Linked DNA regions of Mus musculus: regions 1 and 3 are each linked to region 2. The links are chromatin loops, found by intact Hi-C in ENCODE. Cell type or tissue: heart. All regions are shown on one strand.

The links. Hi-C counts contacts between places; a loop is a spot of excess contacts. Peaks named below come from ENCODE experiments on the same cell type or tissue, not always from the same donor. Only the 100,000 strongest peaks of a DNase experiment are listed, where the experiment ranks them.
Region 1: it touches region 2 in a loop (3-fold over the local background); 3 of 42 quality-filtered maps call a loop at or near these places.
Region 3: a loop joins it to region 2, with 7 times the contacts of the local background. A loop is called at or near these places in 26 of 42 quality-filtered maps.

Annotation. Positions count from the first base shown.
Region 1 is chr7:46,030,144-46,038,143 of GRCm38, reverse strand. It overlaps Abcc6 (ATP-binding cassette, sub-family C (CFTR/MRP), member 6), which reads left to right and starts at 7,858. Exons shown (of 31, transcript NM_018795.2): 1 at 7,858-7,916. The coding sequence starts at 7,863. It overlaps Nomo1 (nodal modulator 1), which reads right to left and starts at 4,448. Exons shown (of 31, transcript NM_153057.4): 1 at 4,172-4,448; 2 at 496-585. The coding sequence starts at 4,312. In heart, a CTCF peak has its summit at 4,533; a DNase peak (open chromatin) is centred at 4,443; H3K4me3 peaks cover 2,304 bases; H3K27ac peaks cover 1,216 bases; H3K27me3 peaks cover 654 bases.
Region 2 is chr7:46,709,759-46,717,758 of GRCm38, reverse strand. It overlaps Saal1 (serum amyloid A-like 1), which reads left to right and starts at 7,108. Exons shown (of 12, transcript NM_030233.1): 1 at 7,108-7,261. The coding sequence starts at 7,127. It overlaps Saa3 (serum amyloid A 3), which reads left to right and starts at 2,083. Exons shown (of 4, transcript NM_011315.3): 1 at 2,083-2,112; 2 at 2,655-2,749; 3 at 5,032-5,170; 4 at 5,495-5,761. The coding sequence starts at 2,659. The coding sequence ends at 5,633. In heart, CTCF peaks have their summits at 3,046 (motif pointing left) and 7,068 (motif pointing right); a DNase peak (open chromatin) is centred at 7,188; H3K4me3 peaks cover 1,160 bases; H3K27ac peaks cover 729 bases.
Region 3 is chr7:46,769,239-46,777,238 of GRCm38, reverse strand. Hps5 (HPS5, biogenesis of lysosomal organelles complex 2 subunit 2) reads left to right here. Exons shown (of 23, transcript NM_001005247.2): 11 at 205-363; 12 at 1,288-1,474; 13 at 2,302-2,425; 14 at 3,970-4,119; 15 at 4,696-4,767; 16 at 5,058-5,632; 17 at 7,826-7,946. Among named protein-coding and RNA genes, the nearest start is that of Saa2, 21 kb to the right of the region's middle. In heart, a CTCF peak has its summit at 6,336; no DNase peak of the experiment used is centred here.

The sequences.
Region 1 (8,000 bases), 680 kb after region 2:
CACACACACACACACACACACACACCAAAGTAGGCAGGCTGTACCCATTCCCACTTTCCACATGCTGAATGAATGAATGAATGAATGAACGAACAAACAAACAAACAAATGGGTGTTTTTGAAATATTTCTTAAAAGAAAACACAAGATTCTATGGAATCCAAGTCTTTCAATGGCAGCACATATGACAACTGCCGTAAACTGTGCAGCGCTCAGAACATCTGGCTCACCTCTGCCTCCTCTTGCTAAGCTGCCTGTAGCATCCCCTCTGTGGCTGTGATGGGCAATATCTGGAGACACTGCCAAGCATGCCAGAGACATGCAGCCCCACCGAGCCCACTCAACCGTTGGAAATCTGCATTCCACTGATCTTTACAACAAAATGTTTGCACATGGGAGAAAGGCCATGCTCCTGGCCACCACTGTCACTTGGGCACACTAATTATTTCCTATCATAAAAGTCACTCATAGAGACTGAAGTCCCTCTACCTCTTACCTTATCATACAAGGGGATCATAAAGTAGCCGTTGTTAGGAGCACAGTCCGTCTGATATTTCAAAGTCCCATGCTTGGTGTATAACTTTATCTGGAAAGAAAGGAGAAAAAAAACCCTAAAGCTCTAATATTGGCTTAGAGAATAAGTTTCCACATGACACCTCCATGCGTTCTATTGGCCCGTGGTAGCTGAGCACCTATTACTGGCTAGCTGCTGAAACGGCTACAGGGACACAGGGAAAGAAGTCAGAGCACCCCAGAATAATGTCATTTATATTTTTCTTAGAGAAACCACCTTCAACCTACCCCTAAAGTCTCATTCTTTGAAGCTTTTCCTTGGCTTCAGTAGTTGTCTTCTGTTTTGCTTATGTAAATGTCTGAGTCTAAAACTTTCTAAGTTTGCTATTAGCAAGGCACTTGTGAAAATCCAGATTCCCAGGCCAGCAGGACGCCCAACAGGTTAAGGCATTTACTGCACAAGCCTGGAGACCTAAGCTCAAGTCCCGGAGCCAACATCAGGGTGGGAGGAAGGAACTGAGTTCACAAAGCCATCCTGTGGCCTCCCGCACAGCATGCGCGGACTCACAATAAGATGCAGCACGGACTTTTAACCTCTGAGCTGAGCCATCTCTCCAGCCACAAAATTCTTCTTTTTAGCTTATACAGGCTACTATTAAAGGACAGAATGTCACAGTTCAGAGCTTTGTCTGGTCCTTTTACTGCACTACGATCCCCCACCTGGGACAAGTCTTCAGCGTGTACCAAAACAGTTGTTGAAGGAAGGCACCTCAGGTAGAAACAGAGGGAAGACGACTGAAAAGAGTGGGAGACTAGGCGTGGCTGCACAGCCCTGTAGGCCTAGCACCTGGAGGCCTGGAGGCCTGGTAGGAGGATCACAAGTTCCAGACTGCCTGGGCATGCCCCCAAAAGAAGAGGAGGAGGAAGAGGAGGAGGAGGAGGAAGGGGAGGAAAGACTGTGAAATACCCATAATATTTACATGTTATAGAATACACTCGCCAGGCAGTGGTGGTGCACGCCTTTAATCCCAGCACTTGGGAGGCAGAGGCAGGTGGATTTCTGAGTTCGAGGCCAGCCTGGTCTACAGAGTGAGTTCCAGGACAGCCAGGGCTACACAGAGAAACCCTGTCTCAGAAAGAAAGAAAGAAAGAAAGAAAGAAAGAAAGAAAGAAAGAAAGAAAGAAAGAAAGAAAGAAAGAAAGAGAGAGAAAGAAGACAAGACTATATTGGTAAATTGTCACATGCTGTTTGAGCTCACTCGGAAGCTGGCTCTGGGAGCAGTGATGTCCCTTCTCCCTGTCAGACCTAAGCAAGCTTGTTTCAAAGTGTCTTCCAAGGACTGGCTGGCCCCATCCCTGTGACAGGGAGGGAAAAGAACAGCAAAATACCCCAAAAGTAAAATACCACTGAGCACAGGTGGAAGGTGGACCATTCCCAACAGATGTTACTATTCTTCCTCCTATGATATAAAAGTGCCTGGGGAAGCCACAAGTTCAGGAGTGTTATACTCAATCATGGAGAGAAAGCTCAACCAGGACTCCAGCTGATTCCTCAATTCCCCCATCAGTTTCCCCAGCTGTTGTAAGCACCTGAATTGATGGTATCACCTCCATACATTGTTACTTGTTTGTGAGAGGAAGGACACCCTGCTCTGTCCAGGGCTCCCTGTATTGCGTCCAGCGGACTTCTTCAGTCAATGGCTGTTTTGAACACTCATTTTGATGCTGCATTGTCATCTGTGTATCTGCTGGTTGCTGTTTATTATTGTACTCTGGCTTGCTACATTGTAACCATACCTTTAGCTACTTTGTGGGTTCTTTTTCTTCCAGCCTTTTCCACCCCCTTTCCTTCCACCCTTTCAGTCCCTAACACCAGATAGGAGAGAAAAACCGATAGAGGGGAAAGGGGGCGAAGTCATTGCTAGACTGCTTGCTTCCTGCTGATTAGGGGTGACCAACCAGTTCCTCAGGGCAAGTTTGATCTTTACTGTCAGGATATCTAAAACAACCAACCAACACCCCACCTCTCAGGGCCCTAGCATTTATATTCCCTCTGAAGAGTCCCCAGAATTCCAAATGTCACACACTCACAGAAACTATCTGCAGCTGGCAAAATTTGTCCTGCTAGTGCCTGAGGGAGATCATCATCAGATACTGGGGACAATCTGAGGCAGCCCCATGTCCCACACATGGGATTAAAATGACAACATATAATATTTTTTGTGATAAAAAAAAAAAACTCAAACTCTCACTATACATGTATTTAAGAAGCCCATTAATTCAAAATCAAAAGCATGGCTGCCATACTTCTCTCTGGACCATGCAGTACAAGTCTTTTGTGAAGTACAGCTCAGAAAACCCTCCGTGGAGATAACATGCATGAGATGTCTGATGTTGTAAGCAGAGATTACAAAAGGATGGGTTGCTTCAGAGAGGAGGACAAGGAGCCCTAAGGCTGGAGCACCACAGTTCACAATGGACCACAAAACCTACTCTCTGCTCTCGTAATCCCTGTTAGTGCTTAGGGGTGAGGTGACTGTCCTCTGACACCCCTGACTGTCCTCTCCTTCCTCTCAAAGCTGCAGAAAGCTCAAGCTGAAAAGCCTTCCAGGGCAGCTTCTGAGATGCCCAATGCTACAAAGCCAGTAGGTGGCACGGCCCCTGGTGACATGGAACCAGGACATACTCCTGTAATCCAGCACTGTGGGAAACAGAGGCAAGAGTGTCCAGAGTTCAAAGCCAGCCTTGGGTATATTGTAAATCTAAGGCCATACTGTGTCTCAAAAAATTGGAAAATCAATTATAAATCAACCAACGAGGTAGAGGGACTCTACAGAGAAAGCCTGGAAGATGACAGTTGATTCTCCGCGTCGGGAAATCTTACACCACCTCTAACCCCACCTAGAAGAAAGGTAGTTTGAAGAAAGGCTACGCCCACAGGAATTCAGGGTGGGAACGGCTTCTCACCTTTTCCCCCCGGCCCCACTGGGTCAGCTCAAAGGGCTCTCGGGTGCCCTTCTCTTTGGCACCTCCACATTTCTCCTCCTTGGGCACCAGTCTTTACCTCTTCCCATCTCCCTCCTTTCTCTGGCAGCACTACCAGCCCTCCTGGGAAAACCTAGCCTAGCTCTCTCTCCAATCCCCTGTGTCTACTTCTACCCCACCCCCTCTTCTCACAGGCTTTCTGGGTCAGAATCCCACCGGGTTGATAACCACTTCACATTAACTTTCGACTCAGTCAAAAATAACTCCACAAATCTCTAGTGTAATTCCAGCAACTATGCAAGGTGGCTGGCAACTTTAAAAAGGAGAGGTGGGGAAGGTAGGGCAGCTTCGCAGCCCCAGAGGTTGTTACACTGTTCCATGTCAGGACTTAGCAATGGGAATCGATCATCTTTAAATTCATCCCAGGGAGGATGGAGGAGCGGTAAGTCCGAGCCTTGGGGTCTTTAGTACGGAGAGTGACACGTGTGGTTTCCAAGTTCTGCAATATGGGTTGGGCAGATTAGAGTTTCGGAGGTCCTGGTATGGGGGAGCCGGGGTCGGGCAGACCCTCTCGGCCTTCCCGCTCCTCGGCGCGGCTGAGGAAGAGTGCAGAGCAGCCGAGAGCCTGGCCAAGGGTCATCCAGCCCACCCGGCTACGCGCGGCCGGGGCTCACCTCGATGAGCGAGTAGTTGATCTCCACGTCCGACTTCACGAAACCCCCGCAGCCTACCACGATGTCCTCGGAGCCGATCGCGCGCCCCGCGCCGCTCAGTAGCAGCAGCAGCAGCGCCGCGGCACACCGGCCCGCACGCATGGCCCGGCCTCCGCGTGCCTACCCTCCGCAACCCGCCCGGTCCCGCCCCTCACACCGCACGCAGCCGGCTCCTTCCTTCTCCTCGCTGGGCTGACAAGCCCAGGACCCGCCCCGGAGCTGCTCTGCGCAGGCGCGCCGCGGCCCTGCGCCCACGCCCCCAAGAAAGACCGACGCGACACGCGATCCGCCCGGAATGATGGCCGCTTGCGCCTCTGGCGTCCTGGAGGACTCTGCGCAGCCTCTGGAAGGAACAGCCCAGACAGGCTTCCACTTCAGAGTCATCGTCACGGCTAAGAGCTTTTTTGTTGATTAATGTATTCAACAAAGCCCAAGTCTTTTTGACTCACATATTTCACGCCAGATGTAATTTCAAAAAGCCCTTTAGAAATGTGTTATTTAGTTCTTTTTCCCACGACGCCATCTCTTACCAGTGCTTGACTGTATATTAAAATTTTGTTTTAGCCAAACAAGTCTAAGGCTTGCCTGAACCACAGGGCACATTCAAAACCAACCTGGGCAACTTTAGCCCTGCTTGGGTTACATAGAGAGTACTAGGGTAACCAGAGAGTAAGGGTGGGGGGTTGGGGGGTGTCTTGGGTTGACGGCAGTCAGTAAAGTGTCTCACAATGATAAGGATCTGAGTTTGACCCCCAGAACCATGCTAACACCAGCAACCTCAGCACTGGGGAGGTGGAGACTGGAGGACCCCCGGGGCTCACTGTCTAGTCTAAGGGGAGAACAGTAAGAAGCTCAGTCTCCGAGGATGTGGGTCACCTTCCTACCTGACAGTGATACTCCAGGCGTCCTCTGATGGATGTGCTGGGGCAGAAGGTTTATTATAGACATCTGGGAGAGCACAGCCAGAGGCGGGAACATCTGGGAGAGTCCAGAGTGAACGTGACCCTGAGCCATGAGAAGAGACAGGGAGGGGAAGGGAGAGTGGAGAGAGGGGAACCAAGTGCAGCAGCCAGGAGGCACAGAGGTGTAGCCCTGGAGAGTTCAGGGCAGGGGATGGGGGATGTCAGCCATGGTGGCCCTGTAAGAGTTAGGAGCTGAGTGTTGCTGATAGAACCTGGGGGCCAGGTCCGCTTTAATATGTTAAATAGGCACCTCAGCGGTGTGTCCCAGGTTTGACACCTCACACTGCTTCCATGATGGACGATAGAATTTGAGGTAATCTGGAATCTGTGTTCCTGGGCCATGGCTCAAAATGGCTCCAGAATAAACTATCTATTATTCCCCTTAAGATGAGAGCTCTGGTTTTGTGTTGACACACCCACACATGTGCACATAAAGAAATCTGTGCATCTGGCTTCTTTATTACCAATGATGTATTTCTGTTGACATGGTTTTCCATTACAAATGATGCTGTACTTGGCTTTGAGACTTCATCTCACTAGGTAGCCCTGGTAGGCCTCAAACTCACTTACATCCCCCTGCCTCTGCCTCCTGAGTGCTGGGGATTAAAAGCATATACCACCTACCTGGCTAAATGATGTTTTCTTCTGCAAAACATATTAACTAAGTTCATAATTATATTTAAAAAGATATTTATGGGGCTGGAGAGGCGGCTCAGCGGTTAAGAGCACTGACTGCTCTTCCGAAGGTCCTGAGTTCAAATCCCAGCAGCGACATGGTGGCTCACAGTCATCTGTAATGAGATCTGATGCCCTGTTCTGGATGTCTGAAAACAGCTACAGTGTACTTACATATAATAAATAAATGAATCTTTTTTTAAAAAAGATATTTACGTTTTATTTTGATCCCAACTCTAACTTGTATAGAAACACTTTGAGGTTTTTTTTCTCTCTTAAGCCTGAAATTCATCCAGTTTAATTGCCTTTGAATTCATTCTCTCAAATGAATTCATACACTTGAATAAATAATTTTTTATGCCAGGAAATAAAGCTGCTGCAGGTTAGAGCAATCAGTGCCAGGGGCGGGGGGGGGGGGGGAGGGGGGAGTGACACTCACAGGAAGAAGGGCCATGGCTTCTCTGTCCTCACCACCACCTCCACCTCCCACCAAAACGGACCCAAATAAACAGAGAGGATGTGAAGTTTCACTGACAGCAGGCTTGCCGCACACAGCTTGCAGACGCAGTTGCGAGTTCTTCGAGAGCCCTCTCCTGCTGAAAGCTCAGAAGAAGCCGGCTGAAAGAACACTGTGCATCATACTGCGGGCACAGGCAACCCCAAAAGGTGGGGCAAGCCAAGCTGGAGAACCCATCCCGCCTGGGCCCTGCCAAAGAGAGGCTGTGGGAAAAGGTGGGGGCAAGACCAGAGAAGTGGCAGGGTTTGGACAGGGCAGAGGTCTGCATTCCTCCCTCACTGGAGCAGAGCACCTGGGTTGGTCTGTCTGGGGCAGTTTTTCTTCCCTACCTTGGAAGGAGTACAAACTCGTTACACAAAGAGAAAAGTGGAAAGGAAATGGGGTTCCCTGTGACCTCAACTTTACTACATCTCCAACTGTGTATCTGTGCAAACAGGATAAGACAACACAGAGTCACTTGTCTATTTGCCTATCTGTCTTGTCTTATCTGTCTGTCTGTCTGTATTGCATTGCTGGGACACAACCCATGGTCCCCTTAGCCACACCCCTTGCTTTAAGAAAAGAAAATGAGCCCTGACTTAGGAACACTTCTCCTTCTCATACCCTGCTGGTGCTGGGATCTATTTCAGAGTGTTTGGAGGCCACATTTCCATATTAGTGGGTTTTGCCGTAGCATTTTAAGGTGCTGCTGCTGCTGCTGCTGCTGCTGCTGTAATATCAGTACTAATAACTAACTTACCGAGCCATGCTGTGTGACTTGCACTGCTTAAGCCATTTCAAGGGTTGTTTTATTTTCATCATTTGTATGTATGCACAGGAGTGTGGAGGCCCGGGAGAAGGTGTTGGGTCCCCTGGAGCTGTCATTGCAGATGCTTGTGAGCAGCTGGAAGAGAGTCGTGGGAACCCAACCCCAGTCCTTTGCAGAAGCAGTGGGAGTTTAGAGTGCCTGAGCCACCTCTCCAGCTCATACTAAGGTCTTTATTAAGATTGTTCTTAATAAGGCACACAGGCGGCTGGGCCAGCAGGGGCTTGGGTTGTAGGCTAGCCTGGTCTGCATAGTGAGACCCTATCTCAAAAACTAATAAATAGAAGGACAAATACACACGTAAATAAATATTTTTCAAAGTAAGGCACTTCTCATTCTTCGCAGCGCCTGCATTTAGACAACATCTGTCCCGAGTTGCTGGTCCTGTAAATTACTAAGTCTCTTGGCTCTTTCCGCAGGATACCTTCCTGCATTGCTAAGTCCAAAGTATGCAGCAAGTTTGGGAGGGACTTCTCACGGAGAGGAAGCATGGAGGTGGCCGGCCCGGCACTTTTCAGGGGTTCCAGAATCACCTCCCCGGGCACCAGCTCCACCTCTGTATGCAGCTGGACCTTGCCCTGGGGCCTCCGCTATCCAGCTCCAATCCCTGTCAAACCTGCCTGGTCCCGCCTCCTCCTCCTCGGCTTGGAGCTGAGTTCTGAAGGCTGCTCTGGGACAAACAGACTCAGACTGATGAACAGAGGGCGCTCCATGGCCACGCCTGGAGAGCAGTGCGCCGGCCTGAGGGTGAGTCCAGCCTGCCCCACTCCTTTCTCTGCTCCAAGGATAACTCAAGCTGCTGGGGAAAGCCGCACTGGACTTCAAGTTCTT
Region 2 (8,000 bases):
GGACTTGGGTGTGCACTTCAGATTTCACGAAGAATCAATAAAAAGCTTAAAAGAATTCTCAACGGATTAGTTAAACCATTGTTAGTAAAGAAAAAGTCCATGCAAATTGCTTTTCTTAATGTGTAGGAAAAATACTCACTTGCCTTCTATCAAAGAAGGGGGTTGGGGCTGGAGAGATGGGTCAGCAGTTAAAAGCACTCGCTGGTCTACCAGAGGACCTGGGTTTAATTCCCAGTACTCATGGTAGCTCACAACTATCTATAACTCCAGTTCCAGGGGCGCTGACATCATTTTCTGACCTCTACAGGCACCAGGCATTCATGTGGGTCACATGCATCCATTTGGGCAAAATACACATAAAATAAAGCCAGGTTAAAAAGGGACGAGAGGGAGGGGGGAGACGGGGAGGAGGAGGGGGAGAAAGGGGAAGGAGGAAGGGGAAGGGGGGATGAGAGGGGTTTGAAAAAGTAGATACTTGGGAGGTGAGTTTTGAGTCTAAAGTGGCTGAGGAAGTCAATACATAATCCCGGAACCAAATGTTTATGCCTAGGAAGTCAGAACAAAGGAGGCGGCAGGTTTCACACACAGTTCTCTGTGAAGCACTTCCCCAAAGAGGTTTGCAACCAGGGCTTGTGGGAAGTTGTAGCTGCTTACTGCTAGGACAACGTGAGCCAAGCCAGCCACGGAAGAATCTTTTTCCTAAGCCAAAGGCAGCTTGGGCAGTGTCTTGGCTGAGGACCAAGGGACGAAAATCTTTGAACAGTTTTTTTTCCCTTTCAGTCACAGAGCTCAAAATAACCAAAATAAAGGCCAAATCTAGGAAGAGGCATTTTTTTCTTTTCAAGGCTTTAATGTATGACAACAATTCTCTAACATGGTGTCCACGCTTGGTCTGCTCCATCCTGCGTCACATGTATCAATGTCTGCCACAGCACCATAGCATCCTCTGGCCTGTAGTATGACTGAAAGTTCTACACGCTCATTTTTCTAGGCTGTTACTTCTTCTTCTCGGGTATTATTCACCACCTTCCAGCTTACGAGGTTTATCTACATCAACTTGTATCTCCAACGAGATAGCCACAGTTCTCTTCTTGGTAGCAAACAACTTGGGGAACACCCCTGAGCTATTGCCTCCTGGGTGGGCTCTTTTTAGCCCCTCTGCTTTCCTCTGCTTCCAGCCCAGGGCTCTTAGAGCAGGAGGCCAAATGTGATACCTTCACCACACCTACCACGTCGCAGCTATACCGTCCTTCTTTCTCTAGGGAACTCAATACATTTAATTTTTCTTTTGCGTAAAGGGGTGGGGATAGTAAAGGAGAGAAGACCATGGTCTGAATGGCTTTCTTATAAGATAAACTCCCACGGCAAAACCTAGAGCTGCTTTTCTGGCTCTAGCAGCTGTTTCCTGATGTCATTTCCCAGCATTCCTGTGTCTCCTCTTGCCACTTTCTGCCTGAATCCATTGTTAGGATAATTTAGCATCCAGGGAGCCTTCCTCATCTTTATGGTGTGTTATTTCTTTGTGACTTTGAAGCAAATTGTTTTATTGTTTAGTGTCCCTGGTTAATCAAAGTCTCTAGATTTCGTCTGCTCCCTGACCTTCCATAGCAATATGGAGTATACTGGAGTCTGGAGATCTTCCGCAGCGTTGGGTGCTAAATGCCAGCTTCTGCCTCCCATCCTCCTGTTCCCTAAGGCTCCAGCTTAAACCTGAACTGAGCTTTGAAAGGGCATTAGCTTAGCCTTTGGATTGGATCCCATGATTTATCACACATTCATATTTTTCTTTCTAATATTGCTCCCCCCCCCCAAGAAACTGGATATAAAGCATTTGTCTTGATTATTTCCAACCAGGATGGCGAAGACTTCAGAAAGTCCTAACTGGCCACATTTCTGGAAATGCCTAGATGGCGCAATCTGGGGAAAGAAGATGTACATGAAGGAAAAGTTATCTTCTGAAAGAGAAATTATGGGTAAGTGGGATTATGCAAGATCAAACAGGGATTGCTCCATTAGTGGAGTGACAGTATATATAGATATCCTCGGCCACATCTCCTCAGCAAAGGACAGAAGCCACTCACCTGGGGTCCCAGAAGGAGCTCGCAGCACGAGGTGAGTTGCCAGAACTTTCCAGCATTTCCTCTTTGCAGATTCTTTTCCCCGCCAGCATTTGCTTGTTGTGTTTAATGTTCTATCTCTATCCTGAATCCACTAGATGGTTAGAATTCACTGGATATTATGCTTTCTGCATGGAACTTGTAGTGTGCTTCTGTGTGAATTCAGGGAAGGGTGCAATAGCCTTCTACAGATAGAATGCAGGGAGCTATGTTGGTTAGAAAGCCCCCACATAGCCCTCTGGAAACTTCCTTTACAGTTGGGTTTCAGCTGGCATGATTGGAGTGCAATGTGCTTTATATTAATGGTCCATTTGCAAACCCTTAGATAGTGGGATTCTAATGAAATACAAGGAAATGGAGAACTAGAGAGTTCCCTGAAATCCCCTTACCTATAATCTTTGTTTGTATGTGTGTGGGTTTATGTATGAAATCCAGTGGGGTTTGTTACCAGTGTGCAAGGATAGATAGCTCAGCACTGCAGAAGCATCCTCCACCCCACGAAATGGCATGCTCATCTTTGTTTTCCTGGCCCTATAGCAGGATGAAGCCTTCCATTGCCATCATTCTTTGCATCTTGATCCTGGGAGTTGACAGCCAAAGATGGGTCCAGTTCATGAAAGAAGCTGGTCAAGGTAGGCTTCAAGGATGGGGGCTGGAGGTTGTATTTCTGAGTTTTAAGAATTTACTTGAGCAGGGACCACATAATCAAGGGCAAACATGCTTGTAAAATCCCCATAGAGTGGCGGTGTAGCTCTTCCTGAGAAGTTTGTAGCTTTTTTGCTCAGTGTTGACCTTTTTCTGTGAGGATCCCAAATCTCAGATCCTGTAATGTTTGTACAGCAGTCTTTCCACGGGAATGTAGGTGAAATCTGTAGGTCAAAGATGTAGACTCCCCAATAGAAGTGGGGAAGAGGCCTCTACTGCCCCCTTGTGGAGAGTGATGAGCAGTTCACGTCTATATCTGGTTCCAGGGAAGGTGCGGAGGGGGAAAACCGGGGCAGCAGGTGACAACCCACAGAGACAGCAAACAAGGCTAATTAAGTTTGCCACACAGAGTGGGCATTGTCCAAGGAGCATAATGTATGGAAATGAATTCCATACATTAAAATTAATCTTGTGGCGTAGGTGTCACTACTACCCTTTAAGGAAACCAATGTACAAAGAGCATACGTAAGCTATCTTACTTAGAAAACCCCTGGAAGAGCAGAATTTAGCCCAGGTTAGCCACTATACAGCTCTGAGCACACACTTACTTATTTACCTGAGAAGGAATAGATCATGGCACGGGTGGAAGGCAGCTCCACCGTCAACAGGAGACAGTGACTTACTTACCTGGGACATAGGTCTATTATTGAGGCTGAGACATAGACAAGAAACTGTCATCAAGGGAAATATAGCCCACCAGCCATAAGACAACAAAAGACAGTCAGTCAGTCAGACTCTTTCTTTCTTTCTTTCTTTCTCTCTCTCTCTCTCTCTCTCTCTCTCTCTCTCTCTCTCTTTCTTTCTTTCTTTCTTTCTTTCTGATAGAATTTCTCTGTGTAACCGAGCCCTGGCTGTCCTGGACTCACCTTGTAGACCAGGGTGGCCTCCCATTCACAGAGATCCATCTGCCTCTGCCTCCTGAGTGCTGGGATTAAAGGTGTGTGCCACCACAACTCAGCCTCACAATGAAAGTTAAGAGAACCTAGGCTTCCCCTTTCTCCCTAACTCACTACCTTTGATATTTCCCATTTATCATTAGCTGGATCTGATTCCTTCAGTGTGCAGCTCACTCTCCTGGTCCTTAGTTTAGATCTTCCTTCTGTTTGTGGCACCGTCCTGAGGAGCAGGGGGGCGGGGCGGTAGTAAATGAGCAGAGGGGGCAGGGGGCGGGGCGATAATAAATGAGCATTTTCCACGGACTTCCTCGTGCGTTTCCCTCAGCTTTTCTGCATAAGCACCATGGTGGATAGCACTCTTCCCTGTTCCTGGAGAGGAGGTAGGGGTTTTAAACCTAGTGTGTCCATTGCCACCAGAGTGTCAATCATCCTGCTTGTGGCAGTCTGTGGCAGAGACGTTCCCCTTGTTACCTCTGAAGGAGTGCTGAGAACTGCTTGGGGGAAATAGATCCTGGACATCCAGGTGGACTCAGAACAGAGCTGCGCTCACTCTCTCTGCCTGGAGAGCAGTTTCTCCCATTGCTTTGTGCTAGGCAAGAACTGTGGCTGCGGTGGTAACTGTAGCGTTTGGGAGGCCGAGGCAGAAGGATTGTGAGTTTCAGGCCATCCAGGGATACACAGAGACATAGGCTGTCTCTAAAGGAAAAGAGAACACAAGAGAAAGGAAAGGATCGGAAGCAGAGGGAGGGGAAAGGAGGAAGGGAAGCGATCTCATTTCACACCTTAGAAGTTCCCCTGGACCATTTCAGAGAGAGCTTCTTATGGTGACCGTTGTCATATGATGACGCACTCCCTAGAGATCACCTCTCCTCTTCTTACACGCTTTTTGAACAGCCAAAGACAAACAGCATGAAAAAACCAAAACAAAAAACAAAAACAAACCAAAAAGCTGGGCAGTGGTGGCGCATGCCTTTAATCCTAGCACTTGGGAGGCAGAGGCAGGCGGATTTCTGAGTTCGAGGCCAGCCTGGTCTACAGAGTGAGTTCCAGGACAGCCAGGGCTACAGAGAAACTCTGTCTTGAAAAAACCAAAACAAAAAAACAAAAACAAAGACAAACAGCAACAGAGCTAAGATGGGAGTCCATTGGGATAAAACCCGCTCCAATGTACTTCTTTGGGCAGTAAGAACTATTTATTTCAAGCTAGCAACATTTCTGTGGGTTTTGGGAAAAGCTGGGATGAGTTGGATAGACGTCGTAGCCCTCTGTTTTACCTCAACACAACCACCGCCATCACTCTCTTCCCTCTCCAGGGTCTAGAGACATGTGGCGAGCCTACTCTGACATGAAGAAAGCTAACTGGAAAAACTCAGACAAATACTTCCATGCTCGGGGGAACTATGATGCTGCCCGGAGGGGTCCCGGGGGAGCCTGGGCTGCTAAAGTCATCAGGTAACACGGGTCTGGGTGAACAGAGATTGACTGCCTTGGACAGCCAGGAAGGAGCTGTCTCTTCTGCAACCTGTGTATACTACCCGTTACCTCTCGATCTTCCTCTTTTCTGTGCATAGTACTGGAAGGGGTTGGTGGTCATGTGATTGCTTGTGGATGACCCCCCCACTTCCTGCTGCTGCTGCTCATCCAGTGTGAGGCTGACAGCCTGGGCAGGGTCCTACCAGCCTCTCCCTCCCCTCACAGCCAGGAGGAGAGAGTCCTGAGGGTGGAGCTACTGCCTGTGGGCTTGGTTAAAAATCTTCTTGTCCATCCTAATTACAGCGATGCCAGAGAGGCTGTTCAGAAGTTCACGGGACATGGAGCAGAGGACTCAAGAGCTGACCAGTTTGCCAATGAGTGGGGCCGGAGTGGCAAAGACCCCAACCACTTCCGACCTGCTGGCCTGCCTAAAAGATACTGAGTTTTCTCTTCCTGTTGTTCCCAGTCATGCTGCCCCCCGAGAAGAGGAGCAACTACTGGGTTGAGATATTTTCTAAAATCTGGATCCCTAAACATCCCAATGTGCTGAATAAATACTTGTGAAATGCACTTTGTCGCTGTCACTGTTGTTTTGAGAGCACAGGGCAGTCACACTGAGGGTTGAGGGCCTGTGGGTTAGCAGGGGACATCACTTGCTTTTCTTTTCTTTTTCTTTTCTTTTAAAGAAAGAGACAAGAAGAGATGGAATTGGAATATGACACGAGATAGCAAGAAAGCGCTGTGTATGGTTTCAGTTATGAAGTTGAAAACTAGATAAAAACCAATGCATTCTGGGCTATGGCCCAGTGCTAAGCATGACTGCCAAGCACAGGTGAGGCCCCAGCTTTCAGTCCCCTGTGCCCTCCCCGAGAGAAAAATCAGTAAGTTCTGACTCACTGTAAAATACGACTTACAAAGGCTGATGGCAAAATCACTTCCCACTGAGAAAGCATCAACTCTAGATGCCTCTCTGCAGATAATCTCAGCCCTTCAAAAGGGCCAGCCACTCCCATTTTGTAAAAAATAATTGCAGAAAAAAAAAGACATATTCTGCAATCATTTCCCCTGGGGTAGAAAGGCTTTAACACCAAGCTGGGTGGTTTGCAGTCATCATGGTTAACTAAACTAAGTCTTTAAGGTTATAGTTGAAAATCACACAAGACTGTTGATTACCTATGAGTAACTAGAGAAGCATGAACTGAGCTGTGTTTTCATTCAAGGTCAACAGAAAGGGGTATGGGGGGGGGAGAGAAAATAAAAATGAATAAAGCTACTTTCTGGTTATAAAAAGTGAGTCTGTGAGAGAAGGAGCAGGGACGCTTGAGTGGGTGATAACTCAGAAGATTCCATAAACACGAGACACAGCTAACTCAACTTCCTGCACCTGAGATTTTAAGAGAAAAGTAAGTTTGCAGAGCATGTATGCACACTTCAGTGTACTAGGATGAATCTCAGATAAAAGAATTAAAAACAAAAACCAACCAAACAAGAGTTTCTGGGCACCGTGGCACCTGCCTATAGTTCTAGCTGCTGGAAGTGGAGGCATAAGATGGCGAGTAGCAGGCCTGGACTACATAGCTTGACCCTGACTCAAACAAAGAATCAAATCAAAGAAAGATTAAAACTCCACAAGTGCGTGCTAAAATTGAAGTTGATGTAAGGTTTAAATCAGCACTAATGAATAGCTAACATATCTGGACATGGCAGTTACTGTGTGTGTGTGTGTGTGTGTGTGTGTGTGTGTGTGTGTGTGTGTTCTGTGCTCACTCCTAGCTCTGGGTGGAGAAGAAGACCCCATGGATCCTACAGGTTCCCGGACCTCGCGGGAGCCTGACGGCAGGGGGCGCTGTGTGGGAGCTGAGCCGTGTGCCTTGGGCTCTCTGGCGCGTCCTCTCGCCTCCTCCGCGGCTTCCGGTACTGTTGGCGCGCATCGGCATGGATCGAAACCCGTCTCCTCCGCCGCCTACCTGTGGTTCGGAGGATGAAGAGGACCTGGGTGGGGGAGACCGCATCGGGAGCACGGTCTACAGCAAGCACTGGCTCTTCGGCGTCCTCAGCGGGCTCATCCAGGTGCGGAGACTCGCGCAGGCGCCCTCCGTGCCCAGGGAGTGGACGGGATGCTGGAGGCTCGCGGGTGCCGATGGACTAACTTGCCAGAACCACACCGCGCACGTACTTTACTGGGCTTCTACTTCCTAACCCCACTGTCACGTACGAAGTCGAGACCCTACCATTCGTGTTTTGTCGGCTCTTGTTCTAGTGGAATACATAGTTTGGAGTCAGACAACCCTGATCTCCGAGACGCGAGCTTATCCCATGCTGGAAACGGGACTCCTTAACCCAGATCCTCCATTTCTTTCATAGTTTCTATTAAAACAAGATAATCAGTATTATCGTAAACAAGATTTTGTATAGGTTGAGATTATAATGAGGCTGCCAATAGATGTTTTTCTGCCCATTGCTGTCCATACCGCCAATTTCTGTTTTCTCTAAGCCATTTTCTACATTGCCAAAAAAAAAAAAAAACCCTTCCTTTTTATTATTTTTAAAGGTTGTTCTTGTTGCTCATAGGAGAACACTTTCTATTTCCTAACTGGGGATCCAAGGTTGGTTGTGTCTTCTTCAGCCATTTTACGGTACATTGTGTTCCATCACCAGTAGACAGTTGGCCATCTCCAAGCATGTCTTATACTTTCTGAGCACTTGTAGTCACCTCCGAATGCTTGCCTCATTTCCCCAGGACAGTCCTAACCTTCCCATAGATTTAGATTTCTTCTTTTAAGAGAAATGTGTGTCTTCTCCCAGGAGT
Region 3 (8,000 bases), 59 kb before region 2:
TTAAGAGGGCTGATTGCACATATATTAACTCTTAACTCTTAATATAGAATATATTCTGACTAAGTCTTGCTAGCTTACTCAGCCTTCTCAAAACACCTGGGAAGGCTTCTTTTTGTGGGTGTGCTTTTAGCCCTTTGGCTCTTTGGCTATAGATGCAGTAAAACAGTAAACTGTTTTGTTGGGGTTTTCTTATCCTTTTATTAGGCAAGAAAAACATTGACTGCAGATAAGTTGGAGCATTTGAAGTCTCAGCTGGACCTTACAGCCTGCAGTGAACTAATTTCTCAGCTGGACGACTTGATCTTAAGGTTCGAGCCTTTGGAGTCGGCGTGCAGCAGCAGAAGAAGCTCCATCTCATCGCATGTAAGTGCTTGTCTCTCTCACTTAATTATTTAGTAGGCGTGTGTTGTAGGGAGATGGGGGACAGCTTCCAGTCGTCAGTTCTCTCCTCCTTCTGTGTAGCTTCTGAGGGGTGAACTCAGGTGATCTTACTTGGCATCAGGTGCTTCACCCACTGAGTCATTTGCTAGCTTAGTAACTTTTAAAAGTGTTTTGGATCTTACAGGGAAATGTAAGTCCAAGGGTCTTTCTTGCTTTCCATGTACTTTTTGGGGCGATAGTGGCACAGAGATGTCAGATTTTTTTGTTACTTTGACCGACTACAATGAGCTAAATAGTTTGTAAGAAGGGAAGAGTTATTTTGGCATGTAGTTTGAGAAAGTTTAATGCATGCTTGGTTGGTATTGTCCAATTTTCTGCTGAGCTCCACTTTAAAGGCTTCCCACCTCCCAGTAGCACCTTAGATTGAGCATCAATATAGAACACGTTCAGAATCCAGCATGTAGCAGGGGAGTTTTCTTCCATGATGCACAGTGAAGGAAAAGCAGGTGTGTCTTGAAGCTGCATTTGTTCACGCCACTGTTTACTGCTTGCCGGTCCCAAATGTTCTTCATAGTTTCCTGTCTAGGTGAGGTTGTTTTCAATTTGTGATTTCAGATGTTTTATGTCACCTGAGGGTCTCAGGACTATCTCATTCCTACGGCCTTCCTCACTGCCTGCTTTCCAAAGACAGGACAGGCTGAGCAGTGTGGTGGGTAGCATGGTGGCATTAGCTTATGTGACATCCCCACGCAAAGCACTCAAGCTCTTCTTTCCCTGGTGTGTGCTGGGGAGCTGTAGCTGTTGCTGCCGCTGACCTTAGACTCTAGCACTGGTGTTATTTGGGAAAAGCTGTGTTGTATTACATGGGAGAACTTTGATTTTGAGGGGAATTCTTTTCATTTTTAGGAAAGTTTTAGCATCTTGGACTCTGGTATTTATCGTATCATCAGTAGTAGAAGAGGCAGTCAGTCCGACGAAGATTCTTGTTCCCTTCACAGCCAGACCTTCTCAGAAGATGAAAGGCTTAAAGAATTTGCCTCACACCAGGAAGAGGAGCAGCCAGAGCAGGGCTGTGGTGCCAATAGGAATGAAGGTGATGGGTGTGTCTCTTGTTGGTCACTGACAAGGAGCAGTTGCTCTCTGGGAATTGACAAGATAATGTTATACAGAGTTTCTGTCAGGTCTGAGTAAAGTTTGGCATGTTAGAGACTAGCTGCCTGTAGACCTGCTGGTCACTAGAAGATGGTGACACATAGGTTGTCTTTTTTTTTGTTTGTTTTTTGTTTTTCAAGACAGGGTTTCTCTGTATAGCTCTGGCTGTCCTGGAGCTCACTTTGTAGACCAGGCTGGCCTCGAACTCAGAAATCCGCCTACCTCTGCCTCTCGAGTGCTGGGATTAAAGGCGTGCGCCACCACACCCGGCACATAGGTTGTCTTTAACCTCTTGTTTGGACTAACATTTGTAAAGGGCCTAATTTGGGTCATGCATCAAAAATGCTGGACAGGTTAAGACAGATTATTAGCCAAAATAATGACGCTTTTTACCCTCACTAACCACATTATTTTCCACCAGGAATGAAAGATGGCTCCAGGTTTGGGAGCCATTGCCTTCCCTTTTCAATGCTCCAGCATTCCTGTGACTGAACTGTTGAGAAGAGATTAGTAGAAACTCTAAACTACCTTTGTGGCTTATGGGGATTCAGGGTTAGTAGTTGGATGAAGGTACCTGGCTCCGTGTTTCATGTGGACCATCCATGCATCCCATAAACCTGTGTTCTGTGCTCATTTGTATCTGGGTCGGTTATGATTTTGGTATTGAATCCTTCATTTCCTTTGGTTTATTCATTTCTGAATTTGTTTAGCTTTTTAGAAGTCTTCCATGTGATTAGATGTTTGTTTTTCCCTTCTTCTGTTTATCAGAGAGTGCTTCCCACAGTCCAGTGATGTCTGAGGTAGATAAGAGTGAAGCTTTTCTGCCCTTCAGCATTGCACTGCCATTTCGTTCTCCATCTCCCCTCGTGTCTCTTCAGGCTGTTAAAGACAGGTAGGTGAACCATCTTGCCCTTTAACCCCATTTCTCACTTGGCTTTACTTGTCAAATGACGTGTTGAGAAGGAAGACATTTTAAATGATAAAAAGAAGGCCTCTTAAGTTACTTCTCTAGTCACCAGTTACTATAAACTACTAATTTCTCCTTTTAACCTTGGGGAATTGAGTGTTCCTCTTCATTTGCATAGCTGAGTATTTAGGTTGTTGTAGATGAGCCCCCACTTCCACCCCAGACACAGCAAAGATGAAATACTTTGGTCTCATCTCTGGTGTATGCTGTAGTGTGTCCACGTAGAGGAAGAAGACCACCGTGTCTCATCAGTTCTCTGCTGTGTGGATTCCAGGGATGTCACTCGTCTTGTCAGGCTGGGCGGCAGTGCCTTTACCAGTGCAGCCGCTTTGCGGCCCATTTGCTTTTTCTGTGTATGTGAAGATTTTTGTGTGAGTTTTATGTGTACTATGTGTATGTGGGTGCCTGTGGGAGCAAAGCCATGCTGGGTCCTCTGGAACTGGAGTTAGAGGTGCTTGTGAGCCTTCACGTGAGTGCTAGAAGTGAACCCAGGTTCTCTAAAAGAATATTAAGTACCTTTACTTGCTGAGGTGTCTTGCTGGCCCTTTAAGTCCTTGATCCTTTCTCACTCAATGGGTCAGAATTGGAGGATTTTTTTTTTCCCTTCTTGAGGCATATCCTCATTACATAGCTCTAGCCGACATGCAACTCCGTATGTAGAATGGGCCGGCCTCAAGCAGAGATCCACCTGCCTCTGCTTCTCGAATGCTGGGGTTAAAAGTACATACCATCATCTGGGAGAAATTGGAAATTTTTGAAAATGTTTCCAGTCTTGGCCCTGAGAATGAATGAGAAGATGTGTCTTCTGCTCGGCTACTTGCTCGAGTCCTGCTGAGTGCACATTCTTCTTGTCTGTCCTTCTGTATCTGTTGTGAAAAGTTGGGAGCTAAGTCCCATGAGGTGATCCTTGTTCTTCTCTGACTAGAAAGTGGCATATGGTCACATGTTTACCTTGCTTGAGTTGAAGGAGGCATGACATTGCAGGAACAACTGGATTAGAGACCTGCCCCTCAGCAGTGACTCACTAATCTCAGGACAGGGGCTTGTTGTTGTTGTTGTTGTGTTTTTGTTTTTGAGACAGGATTTCTATGTGTACCTTTGGCTGTCCTGAACCTTGCTCTGTAGACCAAGGTCAGCATTGTCCCAAACTCACAGAGATCTGCCTCCTGACTAAAGGCTGGAATTAAAGGCATGTGCCACTACCACTCAGCTTCAGGGCAGTTCTATAAACACAGTGAATCACTTTATCGTAAGTTTATATGAGACTCATGTGAAATGTGGTTGATTAGAGAAATTGTTATGAGCAGAGTCTGTCTTTTTATTAAGTTCAAGCTGGCTTAATAGTACTAATGCAAACAGAAACATCAGAAACAAGTGTTAGAGCAACTATGATATATAACTAGTGTTATATATCAACTCTGACAGTGTTGATATAATTTCATGTTAGATTTTTGGTATTTGACTTCCAGTGTTTCTAGCTTTGTGCGTAAAACTACTGAGAAGATTGGCACCCTTCACGGAAGCCCCGAGCTGAAAGAGCCTTTTGAATCCAAGGATGCTGACCGAGCACATGAAGAGGAAGTGAGTGCAGTCACCTGCCCTCTGGAGGAGGACACTGAGTAAGCTTGTGTCTGAGTCTAGAATGCTAGGGCAACTGGCAGTGTGCAGAAGCCATAGACAGTACTGTGGGAGACCCTGTATGTGTGACGCTGCTCATCGAAGACTGTTGCGTAGCGCAGAATCTGCAAATTCCACAGTTTACAAAGAATTAATTACTGTTGAGACAGAACTTCAGTCTCAGACCTCATTCACCTTCCGCCTTCTCTGTCATCTTGACACATTTCTGGAATGACAAAGGAGTGCTAGATTAAGAGGAGGTGACTAAGATCAGGTTGTGTCCTAGCCTTCTGACTAGCTGTAGCTTCACATCTTTAATGCTGTCTGGCCTGTCAGCTCTAGGATGTGCTATTGCTTGATGAATTAGAACAGAATATTTAATGAAGATACGGGTTGATGGGGAGTGACAGGGAGACTCTTTAAGGCAATGCAACATGAAACATACTTGCCATTTAGTAAGTACTAGAAGTCTTGGTCTTAAGAAAGCTTTGAACAAACAAAAAAAAAGACAAAATAAGAAAGCTTTGGTTGCCCCTATTGCCTGTGAGTAGGATTCTTTCTTTTTCATGCTTTTCTAGGGAGAAAGAAATTCATCAACCTCCTAAAGAAGACAGGCTTCAAGAACTCACAGCAGCGACAGCAGAAGCAATGTGAGTGTGGAAGGTCTACAGTGCGTGGGGGTGGCCTTTGCACTGCATCTGCACTGGTCTTGACTGTCTAGGTCAGAGGTAGCCTCATTTGCAATGGATGTTCCAAAATTAGTAACGTGCTCCAGGGTCAGTGTTGTCTGCCTTGTAGGCTTGCAGGAAAATTGTCATTTAAAATGCTCAAAAGCAACATTTATTCTATATGAGTATGCTTTAATCAGTTAAGTTTGTTTAAATTGTTTAAAAAAAAAAAAAACAAATGAAACAACTTTACATTCATCTCTTTTATATAGGACCAAGTTATTGGACCCTCTGGTTCTGTTTGAGCCCAAGGTGCTAAGAATGGTTTTACTTGAGTGGCTTTCACAGTTAGAGAAAACATTTGCCATGAAAGACTTCCCCGGCATTTCCAATACCAGCAGTCCAACCGTGAAATCAAACTTGGGTGCACACCTCCTCGGTGAGACAGAAAAGAGAGTATTAGATGAAGAGAGTGGAGAAGGAAGAAGGGTCTCTTTAGTCACTGAAGAAGCTGGAGGTCAGATAACCTGTGACCCTGTAAGCAACCTCAGTGAGCCCTCGGCTGACCGTTTTCGAGTATGCTCTCCATACGCCATCACAAACAGCCTTCAGAGGGACCTGGCGGAATTGACAACGTTGTGCTTGGAACTGAATGTGTTGACTTCAGCAATGGAAAGCGTAGGTGGGCATGTGGACCGGGCTTCACAGCAGCTCTCTCCAGAAATCCTGGCTTGTCGTTTCCTAAAGAAGTACTTTTTTCTTCTGGACTTGAAAAGAGCAAAGGAGAGTATCAAGCTCACTTACGACAGCCCTTGCGTTTGGGACACTTTTGTCGAAGGACTAAAAGGTAACTATCAGGTGGCATTGCCAAATGTAGAGGTATTTTATAATGTGGGCACTTGACAAAAGATTTGGCTAGAACTCTCTGTCTGGCCAGACTCTCTTCTGTTTTCTACTCAACTCTTTTAAAAAAATACGTATTTGTATGTATGTGTGTATGCCTCTGATACATGAAAATACACACTAATCATAAATGAAGTTACTTTTTACATTAACATAGAAAGTAAGGGGTTTCATCATGGCATCTTCGTATGTGTTACATACTTTTCCTCATTCGCCCCTGGCCTTCTTTTTCCTCTTTTCAGCGGATGCCTTTTTCCCTCCAGTTCTCCTCTTCTGTTCTATTACTTTCTCTACAGCTGCGCAATAGAAAACATGCGGCATTTCTGAGTCTTTCTGAGTCTGACTTATTTTGCTTAACATGATTCCCAGTTCCATCCATTTTCCCACACAAGTCATGATTTCATTTTCCTTTATGACCACATAAATTCCATATTCTTTATGTACCACATTGTTTTTAACCATTCACCCTCTGATGGACGGACAGGCATGTTCGGTTTCTTAGCTATTGTGAACATTGCAGCTAACTTGGCTGAGCGGGGTACCTTTGGTGTGTTGACTTGGGATTCCTGGGATGGATACCTGGCTCATATGGCAGATCTAAACTCCAGTGTCACAGCAACTGTAGCAGTTTGCATTCCTGCCAGCAGTGGGAGCTCTTCCCCCCCACATCAGAGGCAGCTGACTGTTCTGACACTGTTCTTTGGCCTGTCTCTTCAGGACCATTGAAAACTACCATAAAAAACCAACAACCACATTTTACTTAGGTCCCGAGTCATACCATTTTTGCTTTCATTGTTTGTTTAGTTTGTTTGTTTGTTTTGAGATAGAGTCTTTGTACAGAGCCCTGGCTGTGGCCTCAAATTCATGAGATCCACCTGCCTCTGTCTCCCAAGTGCTGGGATTAAAGGCGTGCTCCACCATTTCTGGCCTTTTTTGAAACCAGAAAAGTTGTTTTTTGTTTGTTTGTTTGTTTTGTTTTGTTTTTTGGATTTTTCGAAACAGGGTTTCTCTGTGCAGCCCTGGCTTTCCTGGAACTCACTCTGTAGACCAGGCTGGCCTCGAACTCAGAAATCCGCCTGCCTCTGCCTCCCAAATGCTGGGATTAAAGGCATGCGCCACCGCTGCCCGGCAAGTTTTTGTTTTTCTAACTAGCTTGCCACTCCCTTTATTCACTGAGGTTGGCTGTGAATGGTTCCTGAATGCTCCCAAAAGGCAGTTCTTCCTCCTTAGGATGAAGATTTGCTCCATGGCTGGTGTTTGTTTTGGTTTTATGTTTTAAAGGTCAACTATTTTTAAATCAATTTTACTGAATTTATTTTGTCTTTTTTTTTTTTTTTTTTTTTTTTTTTCCCAGAGCTGAGGACCGAACCCAGGGCCTTGCGCTTGCTAGGCAAGCGCTCTACCACTGAGCTAAATCCAATTTTACTGAATTTAAATCTAAAAGATGATATGGGATACAGGTTCTGTAAAACCTGAACAGATTGCCTTCAGTAATAGAGATATGTGACTCATAAGCACACACATACATGGTACACACACACACAGTGCACACATACATGGAACACACACACAGTGCACACATACATGGTACACACACAGTACACACATACATGGAACACACACACACAGTACACACATACATGGTATATACAAACACAGTACACACAGAGTCCTATAAACTTACTTTTTCAAAGCATAATAGTCACTTCCATTTCCACTATTTGTGCTTTTGTCCTCTGACAATTTGCTTTATGTGAGTCTGACAAGGAGACTTAGAGGTTAGGAGCTGGCACTTGCTGCTCTTGCAGAGGACCTGAGCCTGGCTCACAGCACCCACATCAGATGGCTACCACTCCAGCTCCAGGGGATCCCGTGCTGTCTCCTGGCCTCTGGGTACACCAGCACACACATACACAAAAATAAAAATTCCACGGAGTTTTATCTCCCAGTTTAACTTACAATCTTTAAAACATGAGCTTATATCCTGGTAGGTTTTGTTTTTGTTTCCTCCAGTGCTTAGCCAGTCTTGGGGTCTTGTGCTGGGGGGTGACAGCAGGCCGTGATAAAGGCTGTTGAAAGAATGTGTCCATGGGTATTTGCAGCGAGGTGACGGGAAAGGCTATGCTTTACCTTTCAGAAATGGCAAGATCTAATCCTGCCTACACGGAGCTGGAAGAAGGAGACCTGCCCACGGGGTTACAGTTACTGGATGGCTCCGTCCCTTCTGATAGTCCCTTGTTGATTGCATTTGCCACCCGGTAGGTTGTCCTGTATGTTGTTTATGGGAACTAAAACATCTGCAGTGTTTTTAT